Regions from separate parts of the Mus musculus genome. Here region 2 is linked to region 1. A link is a loop called in an ENCODE intact Hi-C map of the cell type or tissue named here. Cell type or tissue: heart. All regions are shown on one strand.

The links. Hi-C counts contacts between places; a loop is a spot of excess contacts. Peaks named below come from ENCODE experiments on the same cell type or tissue, not always from the same donor. Only the 100,000 strongest peaks of a DNase experiment are listed, where the experiment ranks them.
Region 2: a loop joins it to region 1, with 3 times the contacts of the local background. A loop is called at or near these places in 11 of 42 quality-filtered maps.

What each region holds. Positions count from the first base shown.
Region 1 is chr5:93,205,245-93,207,744 of GRCm38, forward strand. Ccni (cyclin I) reads right to left here and starts at 1,251. Exons shown (of 7, transcript NM_017367.3): 1 at 670-1,251. 2010109A12Rik (RIKEN cDNA 2010109A12 gene) reads left to right here and starts at 1,274. Exons shown (of 3, transcript NM_029363.1): 1 at 1,274-1,479. The coding sequence starts at 1,436. In heart, no CTCF peak of the experiment used is centred here; DNase peaks (open chromatin) are centred at 727, 1,257 and 1,567; H3K4me3 peaks cover 2,159 bases; H3K27ac peaks cover 2,500 bases.
Region 2 is chr5:93,322,473-93,324,972 of GRCm38, forward strand. No RefSeq gene overlaps it. Among named protein-coding and RNA genes, the nearest start is that of Ccng2, 56 kb to the left of the region's middle. In heart, a CTCF peak has its summit at 1,365 (motif pointing left); a DNase peak (open chromatin) is centred at 1,079.

The DNA.
Region 1 (2,500 bases):
TTTGCTATTCTAAGACCTTCAGTTGATCCATTTACCTCGTTGATCTATTTACCTCACACTTTCCACGAATTTACTACACAATGTTCAACTTCTGCCTAAATGACCTGCGGTGGAGCAGGCTAACTCTGCAGAGAGCATTTAGCTCTTGCAAAATTCGGCATTTTTCTGTCCTTTATGATGCAACTCAGTTCCCTCACCTCTCTAGTTTCCTCCACCGGCCCAAGCCCTAGACGACGTTACACTCCCGCGCGCGGTGTGTGGGTGGCGGGGGGGGGGGGGGGTAGGGCAGAGGAAGATAACTATTGGCTTGACATTCACAATACTCTGCCCGGTAAATTATGTTCGGTGGTCACGAGGGATCGGTGGCTTCTGTGGGTGGGGGTGTGTCACCTTCTTTATTAGCACTGGCTCGCGGAGCCTGGAACTGGCACCCCAGTCGGTGACGGGCTGTGGCTACAAGTTACTTGGGGACCAAAAAAAAAAAAAAAAAAGAAAAAAAGGCCGGGCTCAAAGGAAACCCACGCAGCGCTGCCAGAGACGGCGAGGGGGTCCCCGAGGTGCCCAGGAAAGGTTCGCCGAGGGGACCGGTCCTCGGGGGAGCGGCGCGCGCCCCCGCGAGCTCCCACTCCAGCGGCGCGCACGGCGACCGCGCCGCGCCCCCGCCCTCACCTTCTTCTTCTCCTCCTCTTCCTCCTCCTCCTCCTCCCCGGCAGAGCTGTAGGCCTCACAGTGGTGACGCGGGGTCATCCGGGGGCCCGTTACCACCTCATGATCCTCGGCGCGCGGCAGCGGGGCGCGCGGGACCAGGGCCGGGCCGTCTGAGGAGGGAGAAGAGGGCAAACCGGGCCGGCGGGCGCGGGTACTCGGGCGGGACGCACGGCTGCGGCCGAGGGGTCACTCAGCGAACTAGTTCCATGATGACCCTGGGCCCGAGGCCGCCGCCGCCGGTCCCGCTCCTCCGACCGCCGCCGCTGGTGCCCGGGTGAGGAGGGGGCGCCCTCTCGCCATAGGGCGGCGGGGGCCGGGGAGAGGCGCGGGGTGAGGCCGGCTCTGCCCCTGCCCGAGGGAAACGCCTCCGAGGGGAAATGGTGGAAGGGGGGAAGGGGAAAAAAGAAAAGAAAAGGAAGGGGAAAGGGGGAGAAAATAAGAAAAAGCGAGACAGAGGCGCTGGCGCGTCCGCTCGCGGGGGAAGGCTGGGGAGGGAGGAGCGTACGAAAAAGCGCCGGCCGCCTAGCCCCGCCCTCGCGGACTGATTTCGGCCGCGCGTGTCTGTAAACAACGCCAGTGTTCTCGTCTCTTCCTGGCCACCTCCGGTGTCCCACGGACGCATAGGAGAGTTTGAACAAAGACGAACTTCCGTGTCTTATGGACGCACAGGAGAGTTTGAACAAAGACGAGCTTCCGGAGACGACCTGGGGAAGGCGCTGGGACTGGGATGAAAAGGGAAAGTGCATTTTGTGTGCACAAAGAGAAGGAAAGGTGCGCGGACTCTTTTTCCTCGGGCGCGCGGAAGAACCCCCGCCGCCTGTTCGGTGACGTAAGAGGCTTGTTAGCCGAGGAGGCGTGCAGTGGCCGGAGAGTGTGCTGCGCATGCGCCTCTGGAAAGAAAGGAGCCTAGCCTCAGGGAAGGGTTTCTGGGTGAGCGCCTGCGCCCAACCTAGAGTCTCCCAGTGTTTCCCAGCCCAACTTGTCCTTAGCCCTCCTGAACGAATTTATTAGACGTGGATGGAGATCTTTTGTGTAAAGATCACATTCTTTGTTGACCTTACGCAAAATTATGTTGTCCCGTTCCTATTAGTGAGTAAGGACATGCATCTTTTTAACCATCCTGTGGGTGATGGGAGACTGAAGCACTTTAGAATTAAGAAAATTAAGGGGATCATATCCTGCGTGCTTAAGGCTACTTGTAAAAACAGTGGATTAGACTACTGACGGCTTGGCTGTGCGCCAATGGAATTCTAGTCATGAGCCAGTATGTCTAGTATTTCAGGGTCCTGTTTATCACTAACTAGGTCCTTAACGAATGTGAACTAAATGTGTTTTATTTACTTGAGTACTTTTTACTCCAGTTGGTAAATTTTGCAAATCTTACAATGGTTCTACTTATGAAAAGAATGCAGATAGCTTTGGGAAGAAGGGGAGACCTGGAACTTAACCATTTACCTAGTCAAGCATTCATTTTACATCACTGGAAAAAAACAAAAACAAAAACAAAAAAAAAACCCGATCAGGTTTTTACAGAACTGGAATTAGCTTGAAAACAAAAGGCTCCTGTCTTCAAGGAGTTTGCAACTCAGGCACAGAGATACCCATTGATCACTGTATGAAATTACCCAAAAGACTGTTTTACTCTATAGCCATCCCCTCCCCATATGAACTCATGGATGGCCTGGATCTTGTATAGTTTGTTTTATACTGCATTTCTGTATGTGAAAGGCTCTCAGTATTTGATTTCTGACCTCATAAACAAGTGTCAGTAGCAGAAGGATTAAGATGGAAA
Region 2 (2,500 bases), 120 kb after region 1:
TCATGCCTGTGTTTGCATAAGTCTAAATGACCAATAAAGACATAATAGGGTGGAGTAGGTCACCCAGGACTTACATCTGAGATAGTATTTAAGGAATAAGGCACACCTCTCAACTGCCTAACCTGAAGTACCTCTGTAGATGATATATAAGAGGTCTTGGGATTTGAACCCAAGACCTGCTTCTGCTATAAAATGAGAGAAAAACCATTATAGAATCTCTTCCCCTTGATGTCATCTGCATTTTTAGTCTACATGCATATTAAGTGCTCTAGGACCTGTTGGCACATGTGATTGGCTTTAGGTTCTATTCTCCTTCTTGATATGTGGTTAATACCTTGGGCATTGACTTCCTAAGGGGTCCAGTGGTCTTACTCACCTTTCTGATTGCTTTAGCCTTCACTTCTATTAAGACTGTTGTCTTCAGACCCCCATCTACTAATCATTTGTCTTGATTGTAATATCATCAGGTCTTACCGTATGTCCTTTCCTTTTGTCCCAGTACCATCTTGCAGTTTGCATTGTCTCTCTGATGAACCCTAGCCCAGATGAGTCGAGTTATCTGCTGTTCTCAGACTTGAAAATTAGAGCTTGGCCGAAAGTCTTTGGAAGGTTCAAGCTGCTAAACTCACCACTAGCTTAGAATTCAATTCTCTTAGCTACCAAATATAGCAGAGAGGAGGAGGGAAGGAGGCAGACAGTCATCCAGTAATCTCTTAATAAATGTAGACTTTCTAGAAGCTAACTTTGCCTCTTCTTGTAACGTGTTTCCCTTTGTCTTCTAAATTATAAACAAAACCTGAACCAGTAACTTACTATATGAGGGGAGTTGATTAAATTGCTGTTGGTCAGACATGGTTTCACCAATTCCTGCATCATTAAATATGACAACTGTGCAGCAGATATCTCTAAGATGGGCTCCAGTCACCAACTTCCTCATGTTCCTTTCTCAGTCTGTCCCTCTGGTGTTTCTGATTGGGAGATTAGAAGTCACGTGACTTTCCCTTAGCACAGACTCTGAGAGAAGAGTCTCTGTGGTGATGGGACTCTGGGGACACTCTGAAAAGCCTTCAGAGGATCTTAGGTGTCAGTTATGCAGCTGTGCACAGCTGTGATGAAGAACTTTTCCTTCAAAAGAGGGCTGGGAGAATTCACTGTGATTGCCACTAGCTCAGCTCATAAGCACAGCTCACTTGTGTTGTCTCTGTAAAATTGAGAATTACCTTACCTTTCTGACTAGAAATGGACCCTCTGTCCCTTGGTCATGTTCCTGGGAAACATTCACACTGCATTTCAATTTTTAGACTATTTTGCAATAGCAGTTCTGGCATGCTCTTTTTTTTTTTGTCTGTGGTTTCCAGGTGCCCTCTATTGGTAGATGCATTTAAAGCTCCAATTGGTGAAACTACAGATGGGAGACCAGGCTTTCCTCTATGGCTTTAGCCCTGTCTTAGTTTTATTCTCTGGGCTTTTTCTCATCTCTCTGGGGACATGCTTCTAGTTTCTGGCATCAATACTTAGCCACAACCATCCCCCTATCTTGCCCATCTGAGAGTACTTTCTCATTTGAATAATCTTGGAACTTGAACATTTGGGCTAGCCTTAAACACACACACACACACACACACACACACACACACACACACGCACACGCACACGCACACGTACACGTACACGTACACCCCTAAGCTCTTCCTGAACGACATAAAAGACCACTTATTCACACCCTCACCTCATCTCAACAGGGAGGTTGCTGCTGGAGTCTGCTTCTGTTCTCAGGGTATCCAGGAACACAGCACACTGGGCTGGACTGGAAGGAATGAAGTTTATCTGGGTGGGTGGATTAGACGGGAACGACATCAACAGAACTACAGGAGAAATAACCTTTACTGAAGATGGTTTTCAATGTATCAGCTCTCATCATTGGGGTTGTATCAACCTTGGGGAGTGGGTAGGGATTTTTGGGGTGAGTGTTCATCATTGGCTGAGGCTGAGGTCCTGGGAATGCTTCATTTGCATGAAGAGGAATTCCAGGTGCTTGCTGGACATGTCCTTATAGGGAGAGAGGGCATTTAAGCTGTAATTTGGCCATCAGGTTATGTGACTACCTCAAGGGTGGTGGAGATGGGGGTCAAAACTGTCACATGCACTGGAACATGCAGGCTCAGAGCAAGGAAGAAGCAATCCTACCCCTGCTTGTCTCAGGATGAGATTTTCAGGGTTTGGATGTGTCTGAACTCACTCTTGCTCCAAACCAGCTCCCCCAATTGTACAGCTTTCTGGACCCACAGGAGGTGATAGACAAAATACATATTCTGACAAGCCTAGCTAGGCCAAAATAATGAGCTGATGTACCTTGGAAAATTCCTCCTACCTCCTCCTTCTTAAATCACATCTTACATATTCCAGCATGTCTAAGATTTCATATAGCTTTCAGAAGGGGAGGGTCTTTTGAGAGTGGCCTTTTCTTACTTTCTGGAAAAAGAAAGTTTAGCAGGCCTAT